Linked DNA regions of Homo sapiens: region 2 is linked to region 1. The links are chromatin loops, found by intact Hi-C in ENCODE. Cell type or tissue: heart left ventricle. All regions are shown on one strand. Each heading gives the region's core, and the rest is flanking DNA. Links, peaks and the distances in the headings are about the cores only.

Region 1 (15,220 bases), core at 1,776-9,775:
TAACCTACTCATCCATCCCCTATCTACACATCCATCAGTAATCCACCCATCCATCCATCTACACATCCAACCATACATCCATCCCATTTACACATCAAGTAATCCACCTACCCATCCCCCATCTACACATCCATCAGTAACCCACTCATCCATCCAACCATCCATCTGCATATCCAGCCATCCATCCATCTCCACATGTACACATCCTTCAGTCATCCATCCATCCAGTCACCCATTCATCGCCCCATCTACACCCATCAGTAACCCAGCCATCCATCTATCCATTCACCCACCTGGTCCCCCATCCATCGGCCTAAGCCTCCATCATTATTCCATCTATCCATTTTCCATCTGTCCATCCATTCATCATCCATGCATCCACCTGTCTATCGCTCATCCATCGCCTGTTCATTTTCATTCCCTTCACTGCTCCATCCATCCACCCACCCACCGTCTTTCAGCATGCTTGCATTGAGTATCTTTTACCTGCTTGAGTATCTTTTATCTGTCAGGAGCTCTGGTGGGCAAACAAGATGCAGTAATGACCAAAACAGATCTGCCCTTGTGGAGTTAATGGCCAAGTGACATTAATCCGCAAATCACCACTCAACATAAAATCACAACTGTGGAGTGGGCGCGGTGGCTCACGCCTGTAATCCCAGCACTTTGGGAGGCTGAGGCGGGCAGATCACCTGAGGTCAGGAGTTCAAGACCAGCCTGGCCAACATGTCAAAACCCCATGTCTGCTGGAAATACAAAAATTAGCTGGGCGTGGTGGTGCACGCCTATAGTCCCAGCTACTCGGGAGGCTGAGGCAGGAAAATCGCTTGAACCCGGGAGGCGGAGGTTACAGTGAGCTGAGATCGCACCACTGCACTCCAGCTTGGAGGACAGAGCGAGACTCCATCTCAAAACAAACAACTGTGGAAAAGAGTGCGTCATGGAGCTTAGAAATCCCAGGAAATCCAGGTGAAGAAAGTAGAGCTCTGGGCAGAGGAGATGGCGTGGGCAGAGGAGATGGCGTGTGCAAAGGCCCTGTGGTGTGTTCAGCCAGCACGTTCAGGGAGCAGAAGGGTGGCCAGTGTGGCCGAGGTGAGGTCAGAAGCGGGGTGAGGACACAGAGCTTGGGGGAGGCCTGGTGCCAGGAAGAGCTGCCAGGGGTCTTGAGCACAGGGGTGATAACATTCCCTGTGGGAAGTAAACTGTTGGGAATTGCGGGGAGGGCAAGGAGGAGGCGCTGGACCAGAGGAGTGCTGGGGAGTAGGGAGTGTCAGATTCCCAAGATGCATAGGATAGAGGGGTCTAAATGCACTTCATTCATTCATTCATAGCCCTGGGCCCTGGGCCCAAGTTGCCCATCCACACTCCACCTCTGTCTGTCCTCTTCCAAGTCCCTGTGTAAATAGAAACTGGCGCCTGCTGGGACATGAGCCAAGAGTATCATGAACTCGGGGGGCTGAAACTCTCCCTGCTTTACAGATGAGGAAACGGAGGCTCGGAGAGGCGAGGTGACCCCCGAGACCATCCCACTGGGAGGTGGTGAAGCTGGTTTTGGAGGGCCCCCATCTCCCAATCCCGTTCTCTGGGTTGGAAGAGCCTGGGTCCCCAGACGCCTGGCTCCAGCTCGGTCCCTACACCTGTCTCCTCCCCTTTCCTACCTTTGTACTTCCAATAATTGGAATAATTAAGTCAATAATCCACTCCTCGGGAGCCTGAGCCTGGAGTGGGAGGCAGGAGAACCCTGGGTCACATTCAACCTCTAAATGCTGCGCAGCCTGGAAGAGTCGTTTTCTTCCCTGAATCGCACTCGATCCCCTGCACGAGGAGACAGGAGGACTTGCTGTGGAGGGGCCAGGATGCCCCAGGAATCAGCTAGTGCCATGGAGGGGCCAGGATGCCCCGGGAATCAGCTGGTGCCGTGGAGGGGCCAGGATGCCCCGGGAATCAGCCGGTGCCATAGAGGGCCAGGATCCCCGGGAATCAGCTGGTGCCGTGGAGGGGCCAGGATGCCCCGGGAATCAGCCGGTGCCATAGAGGGCCAGGATCCCCGGGAATCAGCTGGTGCCGTGGAGGGGCCAGGATGCCCCGGGAATCAGCTGGTGCCATAGAGGGCCAGGATCCCCGGGAATCAGCTGGTGCCGTGGAGGGACCAGGACGCCCCGGGAATCGGCTGGTGCCGTGGAGGGGCCAGGACGCCCCGGGAATCAGCTGGTGCCATAGAGGGCCAGGATGCCCCAGGTATCAGCTGGTGGCATAGATGACCAGGATGCCCCGGGTATCAGCTGGTGGCATAGATGGCCAGGATGTCCTGGGTATCAGCTGGTGCCATGGAAGGGCCAGGACACCCCGGGTATCAGCTGGTGCCATAGATGGCCAGGATGACCTGGGTATCAGCTGGTGCCGTGGAGGGGCAGGATGCCCCGGGAATCAGCTAGTATCAACTGAGCACCCCGCCTGCGGCAGGCCTGGAGGTCAGCCGGTTCCATGTGCTCCCTGAGGAATCGGGCTACTCCCCGGTGCCTCAGTGTCCCTCTCTGGAAACTGGCGATGGTGGCCCTCCAGGGCCCTCCCACTGGGCTAACCCGTGATGCACGAATCAGTCAGGTCCCTCCTGGGAGCTCGCAGACAGTCCTGCTCCTGGGATTGTTTTATTGTTACGCCGTCCCCTCCCTTTCCTGAGGCTCCCAGGGTAAGTCTTCAAGCTGCACAGCTACCCAGTGGCCTCCTCAGCATTGGAGCTCGGATTGCAGCCCTCCCCTTTTTAAACCACCTCCCTGTAGGTCCTCCAAGCCTGTTATCCTGGAGGCCACTGTGGGGCAGCCTTGGATTCAGGCCTGGCTCTGGGAAGCCCCGGGTCCCTGGTGGGGCCCCCACCTGGGGGGATGGAGGGCCAAAGCCTCCCAGCATGAGGCGCCACGACTCAGGGCGGAGAGGGGCTGGTCGATACCACCTGGGCCCCTCCTCCAGCTTGAGCCCGAATCTGCAGCATCCTGGTCTCCCATCCTGGAGGGCTGCAGCGAGGCTGCTGCAGAGGGAAGCAGAAGGTTCTGTTGACCAGGAGAGGCTCCTGTTTACTTACCGATGGTGCAGAGCTAAGCAGCCAGAAGGCCCCGGGCTCCCTGCCCCTGCCCCACCCAGGGTGGGGTCTGCGTCCGTCCACAGGGCAGGTGTTAGGACCCATCCCAGGTACTTTTCAGGCCTATGTTTCCCCAGCCCCCAAATGTGATAGGATGTGGGGATGGGGTGGGGCTTCTGGCCAAGCCAGGCTGTGGTGGGGTCAGGGCTCTGGGGTGCACTTTGAGGTCTGGGCCAGCTCCCCCCTGGTTGAGACCCTTCCTGACCTGCAGAAGCGTCTGAGGGAGAGGGCGACTGACGCCTGCCTCGCACACATGGTGGGGTGCTGTAGGCACTTTGCACATAGTGATCTGTTGAGCCCTCCCTCGAGAGCCGTGGTGCCCTGGGCTGCTGAAGAGACAGAGGTCTGGATGCTTGTCCAGCGTCACACAGTGGGAAGGGTTGGCACCAGGATTCAAGCCCTGATTGACCAGCTCTGGATTTGTGTCCTAGCATGGAGACAGGCATAGTGTAAACTCAGTGCCTCATCCCCCAACCCAGCTGGCAGGAGAGGCTCTGCCCCCACCTGGGCTGGGCAGGGGTGCCGGAGAGCGAACCCCCAATACCTGGGGCTGGCCTGATGTCAGGAGACCCGTCACTGCCCCTTCCTAGGACCCAAGCTGTCCGCTTCCCTCCCCAGGCCCTGCTGTCCTTGTCTGCAATGGAGGAGGGTGGCTCTGTGGCCCCTGAGGCCCCCTCTCCTCGGGCCTGCTGAAAGAGCACTGTTTCGGGGCCATCGTGGCGATGCTATTCACCCATTTGTTTGGCAAATGTTTACTGGAGACATGGCTGGCCTGTGCCTTGGGGCCACTACAGGGACAGGACCTCCAGGACCCTCCTCCCGGCTCGGGCCCAGCAGAGACGGTGGACAGACCCCCAGGATCCGGGCCCAGCAGAGACGGTGGACAGACCCCCAGGATCCGGGCCCAGCAGGGGCGGTGGACAGACCCCCAGGATCCGGGCCCAGCAGAGACGGTGGACAGACCCCCAGGATCCGGGCCCAGCAGGGGCGGTGGACAGACCCCCAGGATCCGGGCCCAGCAGGGGCGGTGGACAGACCCCCAGGATCCGGGCCCAGCAGGGGCGGTGGACAGACCCCCAGGATCCGTGCCCAGCAGGGGCGGTGGACAGACCCCCAGGATCCGGGCCCAGCAGGGGCGGTGGACAGACCCCCAGGATCCGGGCCCAGCAGGGGCGGTGGACAGACCCCCAGGATCCGGGCCCAGCAGGGGCGGTGGACAGACCCCCAGGATCCGGGCCCAGCAGGGGCGGTGGACAGACCCCCAGGATCCGGGCCCAGCAGGGGCGGTGGACAGACCCCCAGGATCCGGGCCCAGCAGTGACGGTGGACAGACCCCCAGGATCCGTGCCCAGCAGGGGCGGTGGACAGATCCCCAGGATCCGGGCCCAGCAGGGGCAGTGGACAGACCCCCAGGACCCTCCTCCCGCCTCAGGCCCAGCAGGGGTGGTGGACAGCAGCCCAAGGGTATTCTGCATGGCAGCTGGAGCTGGGGTTCGGGGGCCCTGCTAGTCTGTGGTGGGGCCTGCCCAGGCTTCCTGGAGGCGGCGGCGGTGAAGGGGAGAATTCCTCGGTGTCTGCCTCCTTGTCAGACTTCGGGGCTGCGTCGCGGTTGCCCCAGCACAAAAATGAGGGCTCATCAACGTTTGCTGGGTGAGCAAAGCTTAGATGGGGTCACAGCTCCTCCGGGTTTCACTTTCCCCTCTGGACGGCAGGACTCTAACCCCTTATTGCAAGGGTACGTGGAGAGTGGGGAGGCCTCAGCCCAGCTCTCTCGCCCTCCTGGACCCCTCTTCTACCACTGTGGCAGCAGCCGCTCCTCCCAGCTTGGGCCACATCCAGACTTGGGGACATTCCCAGAATGCAGGAGGCTCCTGGACAATCAATAATTCAATAAAGCGCCAGGCGTCCGCCGGCTCCGGGTTGGTCCTGGGGATATGTTATCTTGCTGGCTCCAAGCACGAGGAGGCTGGGAACTGCTCAGCTCGGTTCCAGAAGAGGAAACTGAGGCGGGGAGGGCAGGGAGGGAGGGAGAGAAGGAAGCAGTGAAGGCCGGGGCTGGCAGATCACGAAGCAGCTGGCAGGAGGGGGGTCGGGGCCTCAGGAGGGGGGGACCCTGTGGTCTCAGGAACTGCCAGGAAGCCTGGGTTTGGACCTGGTCTTGCCCCCTATGGGTTTCTCCATCCGTGAATCACACGCATGTGCCTTCTCTCTTCGCCCCGACCCTCACGCTTTCCTGCTGTATTCCTGTTCCGGGCGTCACCACCCCTGCAGTTCTAAGCTGCACCTGTACGCTCTGTGGGCATCCTGCCCCTGCATCACCAGGGCTGGGGCCACCTCCCTCCGTCCCAGCTGTGTCCCCGGTGGCCAGGTCACTGTCCAGCATCAAGCGGGTGCTCAGGAAACGTTTGTCCATGAAATGAAGGAGCCCCCCCCTTCCAGGCTTCTTGTAGGGCTGCTGAGAGGTTGCCCATTTAGTAAGACCTGCTGTCCTAGCTGTTCGGTCCTTGTTTCTGGAAGGAAACCCCCCACCTTCCTCATCTACAGATTGAGAATTGCAGTAGGACCTGCGTACTGGGTTGTGTGAGAGTCAGAGACCCGCCAGGACGCTGGGAGGCTGGCAGGGAGGAAACGCTCCATCATAAACCCAGCTGCATTTATTACTGTTGCCGTCATTTAATTCGTCGTCGTTAGTCGGGAAAGCTCCTCGCCGGCAGCGAGTAGGGGGTCTGGGACCCTCTTCCGGTATACGGAGGCAGGGGCTTGGGAGTCCGACTTCCCGGAATCTGCGGGCGTGAGCGCCGGGGGTGGCCGTCAGCCAACCGTGACCACCTGCTTGTCTCCCACCGGCCCCCAGTCAGCCCCCGGGCCCTGGCGAGGCTCCTCCCTGCCACCAGCCTCCGGGGGCTGCGGGGAGACGGCCCCACCCCCTTCCCGCGGGGGCGGGGGCGCGGGCGCGGGCGCGGGCGGCCGTACTCGGAGGAATACGGCGGCGGCGGCGGCGGGGCTGGGCGGTTTCCCGCCGCGGGTGAATGAGTCCGACTGCGCTGCCGCCGCCGCCGCCGCCCGCATCGAAGCTCCGGCCGCGTCCCCCGCGCCAGCCCCGGGAGCCTGCGCGCCGAGACCCCTGCGTGTCTGCGAACAGACCTCCGGCCTCGGGCCATCACCCCGGGCAGGTAAGTCCGGGGACCCCGCCCGGTCTGCGGGGACCGCCGGGACCCCACCCCCCACCCCAAGCGGAGTCGGGGAGGGCTGGGGGCGGGGGGACACCGGGGAGTCGACTCGCTGCTCTCTCGGCCCCAGACCTACCGCCCCTCCCTTCCCCCACCCCGAACGCCTGGCCCTCCGGTCCAGGGAGGAGCCACAGGTGGGTGGGAGCCGGGGGGGCGGAGCTGGGACACCCCGGGGGTCCACCCACATCCGTGTCTTCCCCTGGGACTGAGCGCGGAACCCTTTGGAATGAGCGCTGAGATGCTCAAAACCAGAGTGGGGGCGGGCGAGGGGCCAGTCTCCTCTGGGAGCTCCCCGGAGAGTCAGAGCGCGGCCCCCACGCCCCTGGGCTTGGTGCTGGGAAGTTAAGCGGGATCTCTCCGGAAAAAGGTGGGGGGAACCCGCCTCACTCCTGTCCTGGGCCGCCGCGCCTGGGCGGGACGCCCCCAGGGGACCCCTCCACCCCCACCCCGCCGGCAGGGCCCTGCCGGGAGGCCCCACAGGGAGCAGGTGCCCAGGGCCCTCTGCCAGCCGCCCCCCACTGCTCCTGACCCCTGCTTCTCTTCCCAGACGCTGCAGCCCCTGTCCGGGCCTCTTGCCTGCCGCCCCCATGAGAAAAACCAACATGTGGTTCTTGGAGCGGCTTCGGGGGTCTGGGGAAAACGGTGCTGCCCGGGGCGTGGGGAGTGAGGCGGGGGACAAGGCCTCCAAGGGGCCCCTGTACAGCAATGTGTTGACGCCCGACAAGATCCCCGACTTTTTCATCCCCCCCAAGCTGCCCTCGGGCCCCGCGGAGGGCGAGGGACAGGCCGCGCTGGGCCCCTCCACGTCGGAACAGAACCTGGCCTCTGCGGCCCCCCGCCAGACCCCACGGAGCCCCCGGCTGCCTGCCAAGCTGGCAGCCGAGAGCAAGAGCCTGCTGAAGGCAGCCACCCGGCACGTGATCCAGATCGAGAGTGCCGAGGACTGGCTGTCCGAGGAGGCCACTGACGCCGACCCCCAGGCCCAGGGTGCCATGTCCCTGCCCTCGGTGCCCAAGGCCCAGACGTCCTACGGCTTCGCCATGCTGGCTGAGAGCCCCCACACGAGGCGCAAGGAGTCTCTGTTCCACAGTGAGCACGGGGCTCTGGCCCAGGTGGGCTCCCCAGGGGCCGGGCGCCGCCGGGCAGCTGCCAAGGCCAACGGGGGTGATGGGGGCCCCAGGGAGGCTGGCGGGGCCCTCATGAGCCCCGGCCGCTACTTCAGTGGCGGGGAGAGCGACACAGGGTCCTCGGCCGAGTCCTCCCCCTTCGGGTCCCCTCTGCTGTCCCGCTCCGTGTCTCTGCTCAAAGGTTTCGCCCAGGACAGCCAGGCCAAGGTGAGCCAGCTCCGGCACTCCGTGGGCCGCCACGGCTCCCTGTCTGCGGACGACAGCACCCCGGACGCCAGCCCCGGGAGCCGGCGCCGCCTGACCCGCCGGGCACCCCCGGAACCTGGCCCCGAGTCGGGCCAGGCGCGTGGGGAGCACACGGTCCACGTGGGCCCTCGGGGCAGCGTGCGGCTGCTGGCCGAGTACGAGGCCGGCCAGGCCCGCCTGCGGGTGCACCTGCTGGCCGCCGAGGGCCTCTACGACCGCCTGTGCGACGCCCGCAGCATCAACTGCTGCGTGGGCCTGTGCCTGGTGCCGGGCAAGCTGCAGAAGCAGCGCAGCACCATCGTGAAGAACAGCCGCCGCCCCGTCTTCAACGAGGATTTCTTCTTCGACGGCCTGGGGCCCGCCAGCGTCCGGAAACTGGCCCTCAGGATCAAGGTGGTGAACAAGGGCAGCAGCCTCAAGCGGGACACGCTGCTCGGGGAGAAGGAGCTGCCCCTGACCTCCCTGCTCCCCTTCCTGTAGAGCGGGGACCTGCTCGCTGTCCGCTCGGGTGCAGAGGGCAGACCCCGGTCTCTCCTCCACACCGGGTGCTGGCGGGCGGGTCCGCTGGCTTGGGCTGGGGCTGGCCGGGGAGGGGCTCACACTCAGGCTGGGCTGGGCGCTGATGCTGTAGCTGACGCAGGGTTTCCTGGGTCACCCGATGCTGACTGGAGTATTATTTTTCATGAATTAATTTCTCCTTTGGAGGAGGAGGAGGAGGAGGAGAGGGGCCTCGGGGGAAGAGAAGGGGCCACTTCGCGGGGCAGAGGGTCCCCCTTTGCCCCTCCACACTGCCTCGCGCCTTTCACGCAGAGTTCTAGAAGGAGGTTCTCAGGGGTTCAGGAATCCGTGCATGTGGCCAGGGCGGGGCCGTGGACAGGGAGGTGACAAGTCTTGGAGCCCACAGTCTCCTTCACTGCACGTGTGTCTTCCTCCCCCACAGCCTGCCGCCATCCAGTTCCCACCCCGCGGAGAGCAGGGCCTCGCGGCCACACCAGGCCCAGGCTCTGCCCGGGACGCCCCCTCCCAGGGGTCAGGCTTGGCTCTGGGAGACCCCAGCTTCCCAGGCTCCGGTGGGGAGTGGGGCCAGGCGAGGGTGCCCTGACGAGGGTGGGCGCGGAGGGAGCAGCCGCTGCCACAGTCGGAGCAGAGGAGGTCTTGGCAGAGGTCCGCGGGGAGGAGACGGCTCTCCTGGCCTGTTTTCCTCCAACACTGTCGCCGCTGGCTTTTTGGGTACAGGCCCGTCTGGCCATTTCTGCTGTGGCGCCGGAGGGTCTTGCTCAGAGATGCCCAGAGAGCAGCCCTATGGCCCATCCGTCCTCGCTGGGGGCTGCCACCCCGTCGCCCTTTTGTCCAGCGTCTGCAGCTGGGAGCGACACGCAGTGATTGACGGCCGTGGCTTTGACGCCACGTGTGTAAATAGGCTGTGGCTACGGTGGGTGGGTCGGAGCCCAGGAGGCAGCTGGGGGGACCTGGCTATGGCCTTTCCTGCTGTTAGGTGGCTGCAAGGCTTCCATTGTGTGGTTATGTGGGTCCTTGAATGATTTTGGGGAGGTTTCCAGCTCAGAATGATGCAGAAATGATAAGACTCAAAGCAGGGGCCAGGCCAGGCCAGTGCCTTCGCCTCTCCCGGCTGCTGGTGGGCACGGAGGAACCAGGGCACATCTGTGGTACCCAGGGACGTCCCTTGTCAGCCCGTTTGCCACACATTGTTCCTCTTGTCCAGGGGAGGGTGGAGGAGCTGCTTCCCAGGACTGGAGGAGCAGCTGGGCCCCTGCTGCACGTCCGGTGGGACACACCTGTGAGCCCTCCAGAGGGAGAGTGCAGGCCCCTTCTGAGCCTGGTGTTGCAGGGCTCCGCTCTCTCCCGGAAGCCAGGGCACCCAGGGCGGAGGCTCCTCAGGCCGGGGAGGCGGGGAGGGTGCCCTGCATGGAGAGAGACGCCGGCGCTCCCCGCCTTCTCTGATGCTCACCCCTCCCAGGCCCTGTTCTCCCTGGGGTCCCCCGTTTAGTAGCCCCCCTGCACTCTTTGATATCTTAGTGTCTGAGGTTGACTGTGGGTAAATCTTTAAGACACTCCCCAGCTGTGTTTGTTTATAAATGCTGTTTATAGTGCAATAAAGGTGTTTCGGGAATACGGGGGTGGAGGTTGGCTTCCCTGGCTGTTTAATAACGAGAGAGTTCTGCGGTGAACTCCAGGGAGGAAGGAGAAGAGGATTCCAGATTGGCAAGGTCCTTTCCACTGCCCTCCGCATTCTCCTGCCCCGGGTGGAGGCAGGCGGGGGCAGGAGCCCAGCCCCTGATAAACCACCTCCCTTGGAGCGGCAGGTCTGGGTTCTGCTTCACGGTTCCAGCTCTTGACTACATGGATGTCAGGAAACAGGACTCGGACCCCACACGGTCCCTACAGGGTGGGTCCCGCCTCCCCTCAGAACCTTCAGACAGGACCCTGTCTCCACAGACCCCCTCTAGACACAGCCCCGTATCCCCCTCACACCCCTCAGGGCAGGACCCCGTTCCCCCCACACCCCTCAGGGCAGGACCCCGTTCCCCTCACACCCCTCAGGGCAGGACCCCATCCCCCCTCCACACCCCTCAGGGCAGGACCCCGTTCCCCCCACACCCCTCAGGGCAGGACCCCGTTCCCCCCACACCCCTCAGGGCAGGACCCCGTCCCCCCCCCACACCCCTCGGGACAGGACCCCGTCCCCCCCTCACACCCCTCAGGGCAGGACCCCGTCCCCCCCTCACACCCCTCAGGGCAGGACCCCGTCCCCCCTCCACACCCCTCAGGGCAGGACCCCATCCCCCCTCCACACCCCTCAGGGCAGGACCCCGTTCCCCCCACACCCCTCAGGGCAGGACCCCGTTCCCCCCTCCACACCCCTCGGGGCAGGACCCGTCCCCCCCTCAGACCCCTCAGGGCAGGACCCCATCCCCCCTCCACACCCCTCAGGGCAGGACCCGTCTCCCCCTCAGACCCCTCAGGGCAGGACCCCGTCCCCCCCACACCCCTCAGGGCAGGACCCCGTCCCCCCCACACCCCTCAGGGCAGGACCCCGTCCCCCCCACACCCCTCAGGGCAGGACCCCGTGCCCCCCCCACACCCCTCAGGGCAGGACCCCGTCCCCCCCCCACACCCCTCAGGGCAGGACCCCGTCCCCCCCACACCCCTCAGGGCAGGACCCCGTCCCCCCCTCAGACCCCTCAGGGCAGGACCCCGTCCCCCCCCCACACCCCTCAGGGCAGGACCCCGTCCCCCCCACACCCCCTCAGGGCAGGACCCCGTCCCCCCCTCAGACCCCTCAGGACAGGACCCGTCCCCCCCACACCCCTCAGGGCAGGACCCCGTCCCCCCCACACCCCTCAGGGCAGGACCCCGTCCCCCCCCCACACCCCTCAGGGCAGGACCCCGTCCCCCCCACACCCCTCAGGGCAGGACCCCGTCCCCCCCACACCCCTCAGGGCAGGACCCCGTCCCCCCCTCAGACCCCTCGGGGCAGGACCCCGTCCCCCCCACACCCCTCAGGGCAGGACCCCGTCCCCCCCACACCCCTCAGGGCAGGACCCCGTCCCCCCCTCACACCCCTCGGGGCAGGACCCGTCCCTGTGCTCTCAGCCCAGGCTGGGCTGCTCTGTCTCTCCTGCTGCCCATGGGGTCCAGATGTCTCTGCCATCTCAAATCCACCAGGAGCTTTTGGGAATTGGGGTTCAGCGTAGCCCGGCCTCCTGACCGCGGCCTGGTGAGCCCCAGTCAGGGCCTGGGACGGGTTGACAGGGCTACGGGCGCCTTGTAGCCTCTTCAGCCCCAGCCACTCATCGCTAGGCTGCACGGGTGTGTGCGTGTGCGTGCCAGGTAGGTGCACACACGTCGCCATGTGCTTCCGCATGTGTGTGCAGTGTGACTGCGTGTGCCGTTACCGTGCTCATCTGTTGGGCGTATGTGACAGTGCCAGGTGAGCGCCTGCAGGCACTCGAGTATAGCTGCCTGTGTGCTGGCGTGTGCACGTGTAAGCACGTGAGCCGTGTATGCATGTGTGACCCTGTGTGCGCTTGTGTGTGCCTGTGTCGCTGCTGGTGTGCACTTGTGTGTGCGTTTGTGTGTGCTGGTGTCTGGGAGCTGCAGCTGCCCATGCCCTCCCCCCTCCACTTCCAAGTGGGCGTCATCCAGGGATTCTGCGCCTGCGTGGTGTCTCGCCCTGCCTCAGGTCTTGGCCCACTGCCCTTCAGGTCAGCCCCCACCCCGGGGGAGTCAGATGCCCTTGTTCCCTCCTGGCTGTGGCCGTTTGCTGCCTTGTGATGTTGATCCTGAGCAGAACGAATCTACTGTTTGCACCTCCAGCATCCCTGGCGCCACAGAGCGCTCGGCCCCAGTGGGTGCTGTGCGGTGAAGGAGGCAGGCACACCTGCCAGCAGTCTCTCCTTTCAGACTGGCGGCCATCCTGAGTCTCCCGACCCTCAGGAAGGCCATGGGCACCACAAGCGGGGGGCACCCCGTTTGGTGCAAATTACAAAAAGATGCCCCTTCTTCAGAGGGGAGCCATCATAGGGAACAACAGATGAAGAGTCAGAAGCCTGGAGACATTGCGGACACCTGGATCCAGCTATGCCTGAAGTCCATAACTGCGCACCATTTCAGCTCAGAGGGTGGGCCGGTAAAGTGCCTTGTTTGCTCAAGCCGGCTTGTTTCAGTTTTTTTGTTTTGTTTTGTTTGTTTGTTTTTTGGAGACGGAGTCTTGCTGTGTCGCCCAGGCTGGAGTACAGAGGTGCAGTCTCGGCTCACTGTAGCCTCTTCTTCCAGGGTTCAAGCGATTCTCCTGCCCCAGCCTCCCAAATAGCTGAGATTACAGGCGCCCGCCACCACACCCAGCTAGTTTTTTGTATTTTTAGTAGAGACGGGGTTTCACCAAGTTGGCCAGGCTCGTCTCAAATTCCTGACCTCAGGTGATACGCCTGCCTCGGCCTCCCAAAGTGCTGGGATTACAGGCGTCAGCCACCACGTCCGGCTGATTCATTTTTTAAGGTGACAGAACACTGATCCAGTGGGTCTCTCCCATCCGAGGAGGAGGAGTAACACCTTCCCAGGGCCCCTGCCTTGCGGCCTGTCCTCTCTGGGGCCTTGAACCTCTAACCCTGACGTGTGTGGGGAGCCGCAGGGTGAGTTTCAAGCCCCACCTTCCACGTGGGGTGTGGCCCGGGGCAGTGCGTGGCTTCTCTGGGTCTCAGGCTCCCGAGGCCGAAGGCTCTGTCTGTGATGAGCCCTGGCGGCTTGTGTGCAGTAGAGCTCAATCCACAGGCTCGCCGGGCGGAAGCCGGCACAAAATAGCGACGATAATTAATATAATCACATCAGGGCCATAATTACAGGCGGCCTCAGACCCACCCAGGCGGGGGCTCCCTCGGCCTCTCTCTGCGGCACCCACCGCCCCAGTGCCGGATTCGATTAAGCTTTTGTTTTCTTCTCAGCTCCTGGGGGTGGGAGGGAGGGGCTGCCCACGGCCAGTTCCGCTGACAGGAGGAGAAAAATGACTTCAATAAAAAGGAGGAGGCGGACGCCGACCCGCACACATGCTCCTCCCACGAGGGCGGGCCATTCCCGCGGGCCGGCGCCTGAGCCTCAGTTTACCCTACTGTACAGTGACGTGGTCCCAGAGCCTCTCTCCAGGGTCACACGCAGGGCAGGGCCTGTTGATTAAGCGCATCGTGGGTGGGTGGGCGGGAGGACCCGCTGAATCCTCAGCAAGACGCTGCCTACTGCCATCCACAGATGGAAACACCGAGGCACAGAAGGCAAAGGGGCCTGCGCACACCTCCCAGCTGACAGGACAGGAATTCGGACCAGGGCTGGACCCACGCTGCCCTTCCTGGGTGGGACTGGACACCTGCTTGCATGGCCGGCCCCTGCCATCTGGCAGAGAGGGCCCCAGGGAGCTGTGCTCTGCCAGCCATGGGTCAGAATCCTGACAAGTCCCTCCGTTCTCTGTGACTCGGTTTCCTCTGCAGCACCCTGTACCCTCCCTGCCTGCTGGTGGGGCTGGAGTGGGCACGGACCCAGCACCCGTGGCACCCAGTCCTGGTCACCGGCTGAGCCCTGCTGCGGTGCCACGGATGAGACCCGCACCTTCCCCCGTGGGGTGAGGAATCCTCTCGTGCGGGGTGAGGTCTGGGCTTTGCCTTGGCTTTGGGAGGTGATTTCTGCCCTGCCTGAGGGGAGCGTCTTGGTCTGGGGTAGGGAGGGTCACACCAGCAAGACCAACCGTGGGACTTGGGAGCGCCTTGGGTCTCACAGCGTCAGACACCCTTGGAGTTCGAGGGCAACCCCGTGGCAAGCAATCAGTCAATCAAGCCCCCACGAGGGATCCCTCGCAGAGCTCTGGGCGCCTAGGCTGCCGTGCCCTTTCCTGGTGGTCCGTGCGCCCTGTGAGTGAGCAGTTCCCGGCTTCCCCGGACAGGACCACGGGGCTTCTCCGGGACGCTGCCTCATGTGCTCTTCCCCAGCCCACGGCACCTGCACCCCGGCACTGTGACAAACCCTACCTGTGACGAGGACAGCTTGCTGGGAGTTCCGTGCGTCCTCGCAAATCATCAAGCGTGAGGGTGAGCCTGGGAACCCCTGGAAGAGTGAGGGTGAGCCTGGGAACCCCTGGAAGAGTGAGGGTGGGCCTGGGGACCCCTGGAAGAGTGAGGGTGGGCCTGGGAACCCTGGAAGAGTGAGGGTGGGCCTGGGAACCCTGGAAGAGTGAGGGTGGGCCTGGGAACCGCTGGAAGAGTGAGGGTGGGCCTGGGGACCCCTGGAAGAGTGAGGGTGGGCCTGGGGACCCCTGGAAGAGTGAGGGTGGGCCTGGGAACCCTGGAAGAGTGAGGGTGGGCCTGGGAACCCCTGCAAGAGTGAGGGTGGGCCTGGGAACCCCTGCAAGAGTGAGGGTGGGCCTGGGAACCCTGGAAGAGTGAGGGTGGGCCTGGGAACCCTGGAAGAGTGAGGGTGGGCCTGGGAACCCTGGAAGAGTGAGGGTGGGCCTGGGGACCCCTGGAAGAGTGAGGGTGGGCCTGGGGACCCCTGGAAGAGTGAGGGTGGGCCTGGGGACCCCTGGAAGAGTGAGGGTGGGCCTGGGAACCCCTGCAAGAGTGAGGGTGGGCCTGGGAACCCCTGGAAGAGTGAGGGTGGGCCTGGGGACCCCTGGAAGAGTGAGGGTGGGCCTGGGAACCCTGGAAGAGTGAGGGTGGGCCTGGGAACCCTGGAAGAGTGAGGGTGGGCCTGGGGACCCCTGGAAGAGTGAGGGTGGGCCTGGGGACCCCTGGAAGAGTGAGGGTGGGCCTGGGGACCCCTGGAAGAGTGAGGGTGGGCCTGGGAACCCCTGCAAGAGTGAGGGTGGGCCTGGGAACCCCTGGAAGAGTGAGGGTGGGCCTGGGGACCCCTGGAAGAGTGAGGGTGGGCCTGGGAACCCTGGAAGAGTGAGGGTGGGCCTGGGAACCCTGGAAGAGTGA
Region 2 (15,220 bases), core at 2,722-10,721, 71 kb before region 1:
ATCCCAGCACTTTGGGAGGCTGAGGTGGGCGGATCACTTGAGGTCAGGAGTTTGAGACCAGCCTGGCCAACATGGTGAAACCCCATCTCTATTTCTTTCCTTCTTTTTTTTGAGATGGAGTCTTGCTCTGTCGCCCAGGCTGGAGTGCACTGGCACAATCTCGGCTCACTACAAGCTCCGCCTCCCGGGTTCACGTCATTCTTCTGCCTCAGCCTCCTGTGTAGCTGGGACTACAGGCGCCTGCCACCACGCCTGGCTAATTTTTTGTATTTTTAGTAGAGACGGGGTTTCACTGTATTAGCCAGGATGGTCTCGATCTCCTGATCTCGTGATCTGCTCGCCTCAGCCTCCCAAAGTGCTGGGATTACAGGCGTGAGCCACCGCTCCCGGCCCCATCTCTATTAAAAAAGACAAAAATTAGCTGGGTGTGGTGACGGGCGCCTGTAATCCCAGCTACTTGGGAGGCTGAGGCAGGAGAATCGCCTGAACCCACCAGGCGGAGGTTGCAGTGAGCCGAGATTGCGCCACTACCCTCCAGCCTGGGTGATAGAGCAAGACTCCATCTCAGAAAAACAACAGAAACAAAAAATCAATCAATCAATCAGTGGTCCAAGGAAGATCCTGGAGGTGGAGAGATTTGAGCAAGGCCTTCCTGGAGGGGGAGGGAGTTGGACCGGGTGTATCAGGCAGAATGTACGGTGAGTGCAGAGGCTGAGTCCGGAGGGACCAACGCAGCCAGAGAGGGCAGGAAGGACCTGGGCTTGTAGGACCTTGCAGGCTACAGCAGAGCCCACTAGGACCCCTCTCCAGCCCCCCAAATCCTCGGAATACAAGCCCTTCCTTCCTCTGAGCTTCGGTGTCCTCGTCTGTAACATGAGGACTTGCCAGGCATGGGCTGGGTGCCCAGCAGAGCCTGAGAGCTGGTCCTGTCCTCACTGTCCCACGGGGACAGCAGGCTCTCTCTGGATGAGGATGGAGGGGAGCTGGCAGGTTCTCTGTGTCCTTGCGGGAAGAACAAGCCTTCCTTGTTAGAGTCTCCCGGGAACAAAGGGGCGGGCAGCAGCAGGGCGCGTGAGTCTGAGTCAGGGGGCTGGCCGCCGGACAAAGGACAGCAGTGAGCAGCCTCAGGGAAGTGGGGAGTGGCAGATCACGGAGGCTGGGAGCATGAGCTGACCCTGGACGGGCCGGTGGCAGCAGCCACAAACACCTGGCCTCCCCCTCTCCTGCTGTGCCGTGTGCCAGGGACACAGAAACAGCAGGTCATCGGAGGAACCCGGCCTCCTGGGAGCTGCCTCCCAGCTGTCGCACCCTCATCTGCAGCCGGAGGATGTGTTTTAGGAAAGAATGTCGGGAACTTGGGGCTGGCACCGTGGCTCACACCTGCCCTCCCGGTGCTTTAGGGGGCTGAGGTGGGAGGATCGCTAACCCCAGGAGGTCAGGGCCGCCTCATTCCCACCATTCTCTGATCACCCTTCTCCACCGTCAGTGAGCTGTGATCGCGCCAGCCTGGATGGTGGAGTGAGACCTTGTCTCTAGAGAAAAGAACGGTGGGACTTGGATCGGCAGCAGCCACAGCAGTCATGTCTGTCATCTGGACTATTGTAGAGCTTCATTCCACTCACTGGCTCAGCAGGCACTCACTGCGCACCTGTTCTGGGCAGGCGGTGTTTGGGATGCCCAGGGCGCCACGGGGCTCGGGCACGCCCGGCTCCTGCCTCTTCGTGTTCCTATGTGAGCACGCGTGTGTGTGCGCGCCTGCCTGTGTGTGCCTCATCGTGCGCACCCACGTGGTGTAAACGTGCACCTGTGTGTGTGTGTGTACGTGTGTTACGTGGTAGAGCACGGCAATGACCCTCCATAAACAACTAAGCAGGTCAGCAGGGTCCTCCGCTGGGTTGAGGTTGCACCCGCCCTTCCAGGACCCTCCCCTCCTCTCACTCCCCTTCACCCCACAGCGTCTCAGAAAATCTTGTGAGTTCTGCCTTCAAGACAGGCCCAGAACCCACCCACTCCTGACCATCCCACAGCAGCCCCCAGCCCAGGCCCCGTGGTGCCCACCTGGGCTGGTGTGCTCGCCTCCCCCGGGCTTCCCTACCCCCACCTTCCTACCCTCAGTCGATTCCTTCAAACCCAATTCAGGCCGTGCCCTCCTCTGCTCCAGCAGAGGCCTCCGTGGCTCCCACCCTGCTCAGGGTAAAACCCTGTGTCCTCTCCGTGTCCTCAGGGCCCTTCACGACCTGCTGGGTCAGCCCCGCCCTCCCTCCTCCTGCTCTCCCCTCCTCACCCTGCGGCAGCCACCCTGGCCTCCTCCTCGCTCCTCCGCCTCGCCAGGTGCGGTCCTGCCCCAGGGCCTTTGCACAGCGGTGCCCTCCCCAGACACCCCGTAGATGTCTGCACAGCTGGGCATCCCTTAGAGGTCCTGACTTCCTCCAGGCCTTTGCTAACGTTTCACCTCTTCAGGGGGCCTTCCTGGCCACCGTATGTGAAGACCCAACTCTGCTCTGAGGTTTCCTTTCTGTGATCACGTCACTGCACACTCCAGCCTGAGCACAGAATGAGACCCTGTGTCAAAAATAAAACAAGAGGCCAGGCGCGGTGGCTCATGCCTGTAATCCCAGCACTTTAGGAGGCCAAGGCGGGCGGATCACCTGAGGTCAGGAGTTCGAGACCAGCCTGACCAACATGGAGAAACCCCGTCTCTACTAAAAATACAAAAATTAGCCGGGCGTGGTGGCGCACACCTGTAATCCCAGCTACTCAGGAGGCTGAGGCAGCAGAATCGCTTGAGCCCGGGAGGCAGAGATTGTGGTGAGCCAAGATCGCGCCATTGCACTGCAGCCTGGTGACAAGAGTGAAACTCTGTCTCAAAAAAAAAAAAAAAAAAAGAAAAAGAAAAGAAAAGAAAAAAATAAATAAAACAAGAGAGACATGTGTTCACAGCATTATTTGCGGTTGTTCCGAGCTAGAAGCAGCCTAGAAGCTCTGAGTAAATCATGGCATCTTCATGGGATGGAACGTTGCCCAGCAACAGAAGTGAGTGATGGACAGCTGTCACCCACACCAGGACTGATCTCACAGGCAGGGTGGGAGGTCTCATGAGTGCACCGTCCCCTTCCCGTGCCGCACAGAAGAGGCAAAGCGGGGCCTGGCTTTACAGGCAGGATGGCGGCTGACAGGTAGAGGGAAGGAAGATGGCTGCAGGGGCTTCCGGGGAGCTGGGGACACAGTGTTGATCCCAGAGCCGGCCCCATGGGGATTGATTGATCCCAGAGCTTCCGGGGACCCATGAGAGGAAGAGCTGATGGCTCTCTGCTGCAGGGTCTTCCGCAGGCCCTGTGGACATCCCAGGTGGGGTGGTCCCGGCCACTGCAGGGTGCCTAGCGGCATCCCTGCCCCCACTCACCCCATGCCAGGAGCTCCCCCAGTCGTGACGACCACAGGTGTCCTTGGACACTGCCCAGCGTCCCCTGGGGGCAATCACCTGGGTTGGGAACCCCTGGTCTGTTGATTTCAGCCCACCATGATCTCATAGCTCCGTGTCACTGGAACGAGGGTGAGCCTGCATGCCTGGGGGAGTGGTGAGGGAACTCAGGCAGGTGGAGGTCTGTCGGGGAGGAGCCTGTGCTAGACGCAGTGGCAGCCAGGATGGGCGTCTGTAGGGCTTCCCATGGTCATGTCTGAAGAGCTGGCTCTGGCTGACATAGAGTGGCCTTTTGGGGCTGGGAGAGGCGTCCCAGGGATCCCTGAGGAGGTGGGGGTGGGTGTTGGGGGGGGATGGGGCCCTGGACTGGGCCGTGGCTGTGAGGTGGAGAGCAGCAGTCAGCTGCTGAGTGGGCTTTGGATCCAGGAAGCGGCCCCAGGGGTTTGGATCCAAGTCAGCATGGGTCTGGAGGTGCCATTTGCTGGAGTGAGGGAAGGCTGGAAGAGGATGTTTGAATGATAAGGGGCCAGATGCCCTTGTCTTCAGAGTGACCCTGTGGAGTCAGGCTGACATATGCCCGTTTTTCAGAGGAGGAAACACATGCACAGTGGTGCAGTGATTCATCAGGGACCACACAGTGTCTAATCCAGAAACCCTGGTTCATGGGCGCAGGAGGTCTGCCTGGGAAGTTCACTGCAGGAAATTGTAAAGGAGGTGAAGTGGGAATAGCCTCGGTGCCCGTCGAGGGGCGGGGCTGGGGTGCTCGTATGATGGCGGCCAGGGTGGGTGACATTCAGACTGGCAGGTGTAGGTGGGCAGGACAGTGCAGGGCCAAGAACATTCTGGACTTGAGTCCTAGGTCCACACTCCTGCTGGCTTTGTGACCTCCGCCTCTGTCCATGGTGATAGGCATGGAACAGCTCGTGGGGTGGCGCCTGTGAGCACAGAGCTGGCAGCAGAGCCGTTCTGCATGAGTAATCTGCTGTATGCCAAGGACGCCCTGCCGATCTCACCCTGTATGCAGTAGGCGATTAATAAGTGCCCATCCACTAAGGCAGCATTTCCCCATCTTGACACCATTGACATTTGAGGGTCTTCTCTTGGGAGGAACAGCGTTGTAGTTCTCCAGTCACTAGATGTCATCAGCACTCCTGGTCCTGGCAGCCAAGAATGTCTCCAGACATAGCCAAGTGTCCCCTGGGGGCAGCAACACCCATGGCTGAGCACCATTGGCCCAAGGGATCAGTCCTAGGCTCTACTCTCTAGACCTGTGCTGCCCGACACAGCGTCCACAGGTCACAGGTGACGCTGGAGCACTGGAACTGTGGACGCTCCACACTGAGGCAGAGAGTGCAAAACATGCCAGGCTGGGAGGACAGCATTAAAAGAAGAATGTGAAATATCTCACCTGTAATGTTCATATGCAGAAATGATATTATTTTGGATATGGGGGTTAATAAAATGTATTATTAAAATTAATTTCACGTGTTTCTCTTTTTTTGATACAACTACTAGAAAATTTAAAAATGGCCGAGCATGGTGGTTCATGCCTGTAAACCCAGTGCTTTGGGAGACTAAGGCAGGGGGATTGCTTGAGGCCAGGAGTTAAAGACCAGCCTGGGCAACATAGCAAGATCCCATCTCCACACACAAAAAAGAAATTAGCCAGGGATGGTGACACATGCCTATAGTCCTAGCTACTCCAGAGGCTGAAGTGGGAAGATCACTTCAGCCCAGAAGTTGGAGGCTCCAGTGAGCTATGATTGCACCACTGCACTCTCCAGCCTGGGTGATAGAGCAACATATTGTCTCAAAAAAAAAAAAAAAAAAAAAGTAGGAGGTTCTCAGTCTGTTTCTGGTGGGCAGTGCTGCTGTGGGTGATCAACTTTCTGGCTACACCATGAGCTTGGTGAAGATGAGTTGGTCTTGGTTGCCATCATCCTTCCCATTATCCTTTCCCATCATCCTCCAATCATCCTTCTCGGTCATCCTCCCATTGTCCTTCCCATCATCCTTCTCCATCATCCTTCCCACCATCCTTCCCATCATCCTTCTCCATCATCCTCCATCATCCTTCCCCATCATCCTTCCCCATCATCCTTCCCATCATCCTTCCCATCATCCTTCCCCATCATCCTTCCCATCATCCTTCCCCATCATCCTTCCCCATCATCCTTCTCCATCATCCTTCCCATCATCCTTCCCCATCATCCTTCCCACATTCCTTCTCCATCATCGTTCTCCATCATCCTTCCCATCATCCTTCTCCATCATCCTTCTCCATCATCGTTCTCCATCATCCTTCCCATCATCCTTCCCATCATACTTTCCCATCATCTTTTCCCATCATCCTTCCCATCATCCTTCCCATCATCCTTCCCCATCATCCTTCTCATCATCCTTCCCCATCATCCTTCCCACATTCCTTCTCCATCATCCTTCCCATCATCCTTCCCATCATCCTTCCCCATCATCCTTCCCACATTCCTTCTCCATCATCGTTCTCCATCATCGTTCTCCATCATCCTTCCCATCATCCTTTCCATCATCCTTCCCCATCATCCTTCCCACATTCCTTCTCCATCATCATTCTCCGTCATCGTTTTCCATCATCGTTCTCCATCATCCTTCCCCATCATCCTTCCCACATTCCTTCTCCATCATCCTTCCCATCATCCTTCCCCATCATCCTTCCCACATTCCTTCTCCATCATCGTTCTCCATCATCGTTTTCCATCATCGTTCTCCATCATCCTTCCCATCATCCTTTCCATCATCCTTCCCCATCATCCTTCCTACATTCCTTCTGCATCATCATTCTCCATCATCGTTTTCCATCATCGTTCTCCATCATCGTTCTCCATCATCCTTCCCATCATCCTTCCCACATTCCTTCTCCATCATCGTTCTCCATCATCGTTCTCCATCATCCTTCTCCATCATCCTTCTCCATCATCCTTACCATCATCCTTCCCCATCATCCTTCCCATCATCCTTCCCCATCACCTTCCCACATTCCTTCTCCATCATCGTTCTCCATCATCGTTCTCCATCATCCTTCCCCATCATCCTTCCCCATCATCCTTCCCCATCATCCTTCTCCATCATCCTTACCATCATCCTTCCCCATCATCCTTCCCATCATCCTCCCCTATCATCCTTCCTGTCATCCATCCTCATCATCCTTCCCAGCATGTGACGCCCTCTCCCGGCACCGCCCACGTTTTGCTCTCCCAGATGTCACCAGAGGGCGCTTGTGAGCTCTGATTGGGACGCGTCCCTGCTCACACGTCACCCGTGTCCCCACAGTCCACAGGCCGTGCAGGACCCGCCGCATCGGCTTCCTCCCGGCTCCTCTTCTCCTTGCTCACGCTGCTCCAGCTGCACGGGCCTCGTCGCTGTTTCTCCTACACACCAGGCAGGTCCTGCCCCAGGGCCTCTGTGCGTGCAGTTCCTGTCAGCCTGGAATGCCTCGCCCGCCTCCCGAGTTCGGCTTCTCCTCTGGTCTCTGCTGGAGCGTGACCTTCTCCGCGAGGCTCCCGACCTCCCAGTTCACATCGCAGACGCTCACACCACCAACCACCCTGTGGCTGACCGCCACAGTTACTGCCTGAGACCGTCATTATAAGACTGAACGAAGGGACAAACGTAGAAAATGATAACAAGAAACAAAGGAAACTTTTAAATAGAAATAAAAACTTAAAAGTAACTATTTTAAAGGAAGGGCAACGTGGGGAAGAAGAAGAGAGAAGGAAAGAGAGAAGAAGGGGCCGGGCATGGTGGCTCACGCCTGTCATCCCAGCACTTTGGGAGGCCGAGGCAGGCGGATCACAAGGTCAGGAGATCGAGACCAGCCTGGCCAACATGGAGAAACCCCCGTCTCTACTAAAAATACAAAATTAGCCGGGCACGGTGGCTCACGCCTGTAATCCCAGCACTTTGGGAGGCCGAGGCAGGCGGATCACGAGGTCAGGAGATCGAGACCAGCCTGGCCAACATGGAGAAACCCCGTCTCTACTAAAAATACAAAAATTAGCCGGGCGTGGTTGCGCACGCCTGTAATCCCAGCTACGCGAGAGGCTGAGGCAGGAGGATCACTTGAACCTGGGAGACAGAGGTTGCAGTGAGCTGAGATGGCGCCACTGCACTCCAGCCTGGGCGACAAGGGTGAAACTCCATCCCCCCCCCCCCCAAAAAAAAAAAAAGAGAAAAAGAAGAAGAAAAGGGCTCCCTGCTCCTAGTGAGCAAAGGCAGCTTCCTGAGCTTCTACAGCCCTTAGTATTTATTGGGTAACAAGAGCAGAGAGGAGGAGGTAACGATTGAGCAGCTGCTTAATTGATCACAGGTTCATATTGTTACTGACGGGCTTCAATTATGCCTAATCGTAGGAAACATTTGTGCCTGGGTGGTGATGGCCCTCAGCAGCCCTTCTGCACGGCAGACGCAGTTTGTCAGTTTGCCAACATTCTGCATTTACGAGAACAGTTTGCTGTCTACTCATATAGCCCCCCAGTGGTATACTGAGTTGATCACGGCCCTCACTCTTTCGGCCTCCAACACCCCCTTCGCCCACGTTTCCTCCATAGCGCGACGTGCCCTCTGCACTCACGTAAGTTTCACTTATCTGCCTGCCTGTCTCCAAGGGAAAGGGAGGACGAGGAACTTGTGTGTTTTGTCCTCTCCCGTTTTCCCAGCACCTGAGCAGGGCCTGGCCCCAAATAAACACTGGCTGAGTTCCTAATTACGGTGAGAACAAGGGTCTCGGGAGCACCAACGGAGTCACCTCCCACCCAGGACACCCAGGCCGGGCAGTGACGTCCCTCGCCTGCAGCCGGCAGCTGGGCGGGTGGACGTAGGGCCGGCCTCCGGCCTCTCATCCGGTCCAGCCTCCCTTTTTTTCACTGTTGTGATTTAGTCTCTTCTGTCGAGCAGGCAGGATTAAAATCAGGGCTCATCTGCATGTGTGTTGAATTCATTTGCATCTCATTTGCAAGCTCTTTGCTTGGCAGTTGCGACAAGCTCTGAGCTGAAGACAGAGTTGATAGAATCTGGTGCGATCAGATCAGAAGGGGACTGGTGGCTGGAGGGGCCCCAGCTCGTTCTGGCGAGGCTGCCGGCCCTCAGCGTCCTCCCAGCAACATGCTGTCGGCTTGGCCGGCTTCCCATCCTGTCTTCCCTGTGTTAGCTTTTGGTTCCACCCCACGTAAAATGGGGAAACGGAGGCAGGTGGGGCCGAGTCCGGGCTGGAACCAAGTCTCTGGCTGTCTGCCTTTAGTGGCTGTCTGGTGTGGCCTGGACCTGGTGACCCGGATGTGAGGAGGGATGGGGTTGGGGGAACACCTTCCAGGCCCTTGTCCCCTCTGTCTCTTTAGCCGTGGGAGCCCCTGGGGTCCTGCACTTCGGCTGGTTTTGGTGAAGGAGCAGCTTTGGTCGAGGGAGGTTGGGGCCTTTCCTCCTCTCTCCCTCCTCGGCACCCATCCCTGCTGTGGCTCTGGAGTTGTGCTGCCTCTGGAAACGAGCAAATGGTGTGTCCAAGGTTGGGCAGTGACAGGGCCTGTGGGCTGGGGGCCCTCGTGACCGAGGAAGGGGCCAGCGAGGGTTGGTTTGCTGGCAGAGGCATCTCAGGTAGAGAGAGCTCAGGCAGAGGCCGAGGTGGAGACCGTCTTAGGGGCTCGAGGGAGGGAAAGCAGGTCCGGATGGTCAGAGTAGAGCGGCAAAGGGGAAGGAGCAGGACGAGAGGACAGGGGGAGGTGGAGACGAGGCCGTGCAGGGCCTGCGTGCCGTGGCGTGGCGCGTGTCTGCAGTCCCAGCTACCCGGGAGGCTGAGGCAGGAGAATGGCGTGAACCCGGGAGGCGGAGCTCGCAGTGAGCCGAGATCGTGCCACTGCACTCCAGCCTGGGCGACAGAGCGAGACTCCGTGTCAAAAATAAATAAATACACAAATAAAAATAAAAATAAAGACCAGCTTTTTTGGGATGGGGAGGAGGCGTTCTTTTTTTCTCTTTTTTTTGATTTTGACGTGGAGTCTCGCTCTGTCACTCAGGCTGGAGTGCAGCGGTGTGATCCTGGCTCAGTGGTGCAACCTCCACCTCCAGGGTTCAAGCGGGTTCAAGCGAGTCTCCTGCCTCAACCTCCTGTGTGGCTGGGATTACAGACGTGCACCACTGTGCCCAGCTAATTTTTTTATTTTTAATAGAGACGGGGTTTCACCATGGTGGCCAGGCTGGTCTCGAACTCCTGATCTCAAGTGATCCGCCCGCCTCGGCCTCCCAGAGTGCTGGGATTACAGGCATGAGCCACAGTGCCCGGCCAAGGGATTATTTCTACAGTTTTCAATTTCATGGATTTCTACTGTTATCTTTACAATCTTCCTTATACTTACTCTTGTTTTCCTAGCTTCTTAGGTGGAAACTTAGGCCTAGGCTGGAGTGCAGTGGCACAATCTTGGCTCACTGCAGCCTTGGCCTCCTTAGGCTCAAGCAATCCTCTCACCTCAGCCTCCTGAGTAGCTGGGATTACAGGCACACACCACCACTCCTGGCTGATTTTTGTATTTTTTGTAGAGATGGGGTTTCACCATGTTGCCTGGGCTGGTCTTGAACTCCTGAGCTGAAGCAATCTGCTTGCCTTGGCTTCCCAAAGTGCAGGGATTACAGGTGTGAGCCGCTGTGCCCAGCCTTCTTTTCTCATATAAAAATTTAAAGCAACCATTTTCCCTCTAAGTACTTCTTTAACTGCATCCTACACAGTTTAATATGTTGATTTTTTATAGTCATTTAGTTTGAAAATTTTCTAACTTCCTTTGTGATGACTTCTTTGATGCGTGGGTTATTCAGAAGTATGTTGTTTAACTTCTAAATATATTTGGGGGATCCTGGATATCGTATTGTTGGTGATTTCTATTTTAATTCCTTTTTCACCAGATAATATGCTCTGTAAGTTTCAAAAGTTTGATATGTACTAAGACTTGTTTTATGATCCTTTATGTAGACTATACCATTTTGATTAAAAAATTTTAAAACATGCAATACATTAAAATTACATTGCAGGGTGAAATGTATAATTGTATGGTATGTGAATTATATCAATAAAGCTGTTAAAGATGACACTGCAGGCCAGGCACGGTGGCTTACGCTTGTAATCCCAGCACTTTGGGAGGCCGAGGTGTGTGGATCACCTGAGGTCAGGAGTTTGAAACCAGCCTGGCCAACATGGAGAAACCCCATCTCTACTAAAAATACAAAAAAATTGGCTGGGCGCGGTGGCTCACACCTGTAATCCTGGCACTTTGGGAGGCTGAGGCGGTTGGATCACAAGGTCAAGAGATTGAGGCCATCCTGGCCAACGTGGTGAAACCCCGTCTCTACTAAAAATACAAAAAAATTAGCTGGACATGGTGGAGTGTGCCTGTAATTAGCTACTAAAAATACAAAAAAATTAGCTAGACGTGGTGGTGCATGCCTGTAATCCCAGCTACTCGAGAGGCTGAGGCAGGAGAATTTCTTGAACCCTGGAGGCGGAGGTTCCAGTGAGCCGAGATCGCGCCACTGCATTCCAGCCTGGGCGGGGGAGCAAGACTCTGTCTCAAAAAAAAAAAAAAAAAAAAAAAAAAAAAATTAGCCAGGCGTGGTGAAACCCCATCTCTACTAAAAAATATAAAAATTAGTCAGGCGTGGTGGCGGGTGCCTGTAATCTCAGCTACTCAGGAGGCTGAGGCAGGATAATCGCATAAACCCGGGAGGCAGAGGTTGCAGTGAGCCGAGATCGCACCAGCGCACTCCAGGCTGGGTGACAGAGTGAGACTCTGTCTCAAAAAAAAAAAAAAATTACACTGCAAAAGGCTCCAAAAAATACAGAAACAAACAAGGAAGAGACAGGAACGTGCATCTCATCTGGCAGTTTTCTGAGCCTCTTCTTGGAGCCTCACGCAGTGGTCGCCTTGAATGTATCAAAATCCATTGTGGTTTAAATCTCGGAGGCATCTGGGAGGCAGTGAGGACGGCTCTCACCTCCCCGCTGTCCTCGCCGCTGCCCCAGGGCCTCTGCACGGCTGCCTCCTCACCTGCTTTGGGACTGTTCAGTTTTACCTTCTCCGTGGGGCTCACCCACACCCACACTGCTACCCTGGGCCCCAAACCTGTCTGCGTTTTCCCTCACGTTCAGTGCCTCCTCATACACCAGACTGTGTTCACTTATCACATTTACTGACGACTTTCTCTCTCCCATCCTGAGAACATCTCCTTCTTTTCCGTCTGTTCGTGTCCAGTTCTCACCACCCCCAACAGAGGCTGGTACACAGTAGGTGCCCAGTACATGCTTTGGCAGGAATGAGTGACAGGATGAGGCAGTGAATGCTTCTTGGCTCAGAGCTGAAACTCCCAGAGTTGTGTACTTGCTGTATGACCTTGGGCTGTGCCTCAGTTTCCCCAGGTGTAGAAACGGGGCCACGCCACCCACGACCCCGCCAGGCCCTCCTGCTGCAAGGCTGTGGGTGTCATGTTTGCAGGTCTAGTTCCCTGGGGCCGGCCCTGGCCCCAGCTGCCCAGCTCTGCCGGCTCCCGGGAGACGCACTCTGCTGACACCGGACTCTTTCCTGGACCATCCAGCCGCCTGGCCGACACTCGATCCCGGCCCCACTTCCAGGCCAGTGTCCGGCCGACCAGCCTGCCTTGGGCCAGGGCCCCACGACTCCCTGCTGCGGGACAAGAGGCCGTCTGTGCGGCTGTGGTCGTGGGAGGGTGTGGTGAGGCCGTGAAGGTGGGGACGGTGCCTGGGCCTGTGGCCGCCAGAGCTGCTGCGGCTCAGAAGGTAGCACCAGGCCCCGTGGGTGCTGTGGGGGCCATCGCCTGCCCACCATGGGGACCCTCAGCTGCGACTCCACCCCACGGCTGGCCACAGCCCCCCTTGGCCGGCGAGTGACGGAGGGCCAGATTCCGGAGACCGGCCTGAGGAAGTCCTGTGGGACGGCCACCCTGGAGAACGGTGCGTGCCAGCCGTGGGGGATGGGTGGGACCTTTTCCTGCTCCACTCCCCATACTTCTGGGGCTTCTGGAATGTTCTGGGAGCCCAGCAGGAGGCAGGAGTTTCAGGCAAGTCCTTGCCCTTCCCCAGACCTCAGTTTTCCTTCCGGCAGGATGGGTGTGGACACGGGGTTGCCGTGAGCCCCGAGTATGTGTCTGTCCAACGGAAGCTGCGTGCTTTGCCAGCCGGGTCCCCTTCCAGGGGCTGTGGGTACAGCAGTGGGCAAAGCCACAGCGATCATGCGGGAGACGCGGGGAGGAGGGAATATTTCCAGCGTGGCCCTCAGGGACGGGCGCCCTAGACAACGTGGGGCAGGGCGAGGGGCGCGTGTGCGGAGGCGGCTCTGCTGGGAGCCACATCAGCTGCTGGCCTCGGTGAGGGCCCAGGACGGGCCGCAGTTTCCTCACCCACAATTAGCGGCTGGAGTCAGGCCCCAAGCCAGGTCCTCGGGCTGGTTCTGTGGTCTCTCCTGATCCCTGTGGCATCGAGATTCTGCAGAAGCCACAACACATGGCGTCTGTGACCGTGTATCTCTGGGAGGCTCAGGCCTCAGTCTCCCCATCTGTGATCGTGTATCTCTGCCTGGGCCTCAGTTTCCCCATCTGTGACCGTGTATCTCTGCCTGGGCCTCAGTTTCCCCATCTGTGACCGTGTATCTCTGCCTGGGCCTCAGTTTCCCCATCTGTGACCGTGTATCTCTGCCTGGGCCTCAGTCTCCCCATCTGTGACCGTGTATCTCTGCCTGGCCCTCAGTTTCCCCATCTGTGACCGTGTATCTCTGGGAGGCTCAGGCCTCAGTCTCCCCATCTGTGATCGTGTATCTCTGCCTGGGCCTCAGTCTCCCCATCTGTGATCGTGTATCTCTGCCTGGGCCTCAGTTTCCCCATCTGTGACCATGTATCTCTGCCTGGGCCTCAGTCTCCCCATCTGTGACCGTGTATCTCTGGGAGGCTCAGGCCTCAGTCTCCCCATCTGTGACTGTGTATCTCTGCCTGGGCCTCAGTTTCCCGATCTGTGACCGTGTATCTCTGCCTGGGCCTCAGTCTCCCCATCTGTGACCGTGTTTCTCTGCCTGGCCCTCAGTTTCCCCATCTGTGACCGTGTATCTCTGGGAGGCTCAGGCCTCAGTCTCCCCATCTGTGATCGTGTATCTCTGCCTGGGCCTCAGTTTCCCCACCTGTGACCGTGTATCTCTGCCTGGGCCTCAGTTTCCCCATCTGTGACCATGTATCTCTGCCTGGGCCTCAGTCTCCCCATCTGTGACCATGTATCTCTGCCTAGGCCTCAGTTTCCCCATCTGTGACCGTGTATCTCTGGGAGGCTCAGGCCTCAGTCTCCCCATCTGTGACCATGTATCTCTGCCTAGGCCTCAGTCTCCCCATCTGTGACCGTGTATCTCTGGGAGGCTCAGGCCTCAGTCTCCCCATCTGTGACCGTGTATCTCTGGGAGGCTCAGGCCTCAGTTTCCCGATCTGTGACCGTGTATCTCTGCCTGGGCCTCAGTCTCCCCATCTGTGACCGTGTATCTCTGCCTGGGCCTCAGTTTCCCCATCTGTGACCATGTATCTCTGCCTGGGCCTCAGTTTCCCCATCTGTGACCATGTATCTCTGCCTGGGCCTCAGTCTCCCCATCTGTGACCATGTATCTCTGCCTAGGCCTCAGTTTCCCCATCTGTGACCGTGTATCTCTGCCTGGGCCTCAGTTTCCCCATCTGTGACCGTGTATCTCTGCCTGGGCCTCAGTCTCCCCATCTGTGACCGTGTATCTCTGGGAGGCTCAGGCCTCAGTTTCCCCACCTGTGACCGTGTATCTCTGGGAGGCTCAGGCCCCAGTCTCCCTGTCTGTGCCCCAGGGTGAGGGGGGCTGCTGTCCCCAGCTTTTCCTCTGTGATTCATGTCTGACTCACAATGCAGGCATCACATTTTGTCCCCGACGGGCAGCAGCCTCTTGCTCCCCGGGGCCCCCAATCCTCACCATGGAGGGAGAGGGGAACCCAGGCTAAGGCTCAGGAGCTGGGTCCAGGGCTCCTTCTTCGGGGAATCTGGGCCCAGGAGGTGACCTGAGGGCTTTGGGCTGCAGGCTCGGGGCCAGGCTTGTATGTCCTGCCGTCCACCGTGGGCTTCATCAACCACGACTGCACCAGGGTGGCCAGTCCCGCCTACTCGCTCGTCCGGAGGCCCAGTGAGGGTAAGGCGGGCGAGTGGGCGGCTGGAGGCTTCCCTGATCCTCCAATCTCCCCCCAGGAGCACTGATGGGTCTCCTTACCCCTTAGATCCAGGCCCCCAGTTAGTGCGGCAGGAAGCAGGCAGGGCTGGGCTGTACAACCTGCTCCACCTCCTACTTACTGTGAGACCTCAGGCAAGCTGCTGTCCCTCTCTGTTTTTTCATTGATAATGAGAATGGAAGGAGAAAGAGCGCAGTAAGGAGGTGAGTACCTGTACCTGCCTTACCGTGTTTGCAATTCCTTGCTGCCTGGACTCAGGCAAATTGCTTAAGTGCTTTGCAACTCAGTTTCTGTTAAAAGTTAACAATAGCAGGCCGGTGCGGTGGCTCACGCCTGAAATCCCAGCACTTAAGGAGGCTGAGGCAGGCGGATCACGAGGTCAGGAGATTGGGACCATCCTGGCTAACGCAGTGAAACCCCATCTCTACTAAAAATACCAAAGAAAAATTAGCCGGGCGTGGTGGCGGGCGCCTGTAGTCCCAGCTACTCGGGAGGCTGAGGCAGGAGAATGGCGTGAAGCCGGGAGGCGGAGCTTGCGGTGAGCCGAGATGG

What was found. Peaks named below come from ENCODE experiments on the same cell type or tissue, not always from the same donor. Only the 100,000 strongest peaks of a DNase experiment are listed, where the experiment ranks them.
Region 2: a loop joins it to region 1, with 2.1 times the contacts of the local background. A loop is called at or near these places in 6 of 110 quality-filtered maps.

What each region holds. Positions count from the first base shown.
Region 1 is chr19:400,095-415,314 of GRCh38, reverse strand. It overlaps C2CD4C (C2 calcium dependent domain containing 4C), which reads left to right and starts at 6,168. Exons shown (of 2, transcript NM_001136263.2): 1 at 6,168-6,309; 2 at 6,914-9,870. The coding sequence starts at 6,954. The coding sequence ends at 8,219. It overlaps LOC124904607 (proline-rich proteoglycan 2-like), which reads left to right and starts at 850. Exons shown (of 2, transcript XM_047439790.1): 1 at 850-3,186; 2 at 3,755-5,793. The coding sequence starts at 3,859. The coding sequence ends at 5,022. RefSeq lists enhancers at 1,649-2,404, 7,425-8,305, 8,306-9,185. In heart left ventricle, for the core only: no CTCF peak of the experiment used is centred there; DNase peaks (open chromatin) are centred at 6,074, 6,804, 7,874, 9,674 and 1 weaker place; H3K4me3 peaks cover 1,492 bases; H3K27me3 peaks cover 6,135 bases.
Region 2 is chr19:471,805-487,024 of GRCh38, reverse strand. It overlaps CIMAP1D (CIMAP1 family member D), which reads left to right and starts at 12,042. Exons shown (of 4, transcript NM_182577.3): 1 at 12,042-12,404; 2 at 14,524-14,631. The coding sequence starts at 12,278. RefSeq lists an enhancer at 854-1,372. In heart left ventricle, for the core only: a CTCF peak has its summit at 6,676 (motif pointing right); a DNase peak (open chromatin) is centred at 6,704; H3K4me3 peaks cover 483 bases; H3K27ac peaks cover 314 bases; H3K27me3 peaks cover 1,385 bases.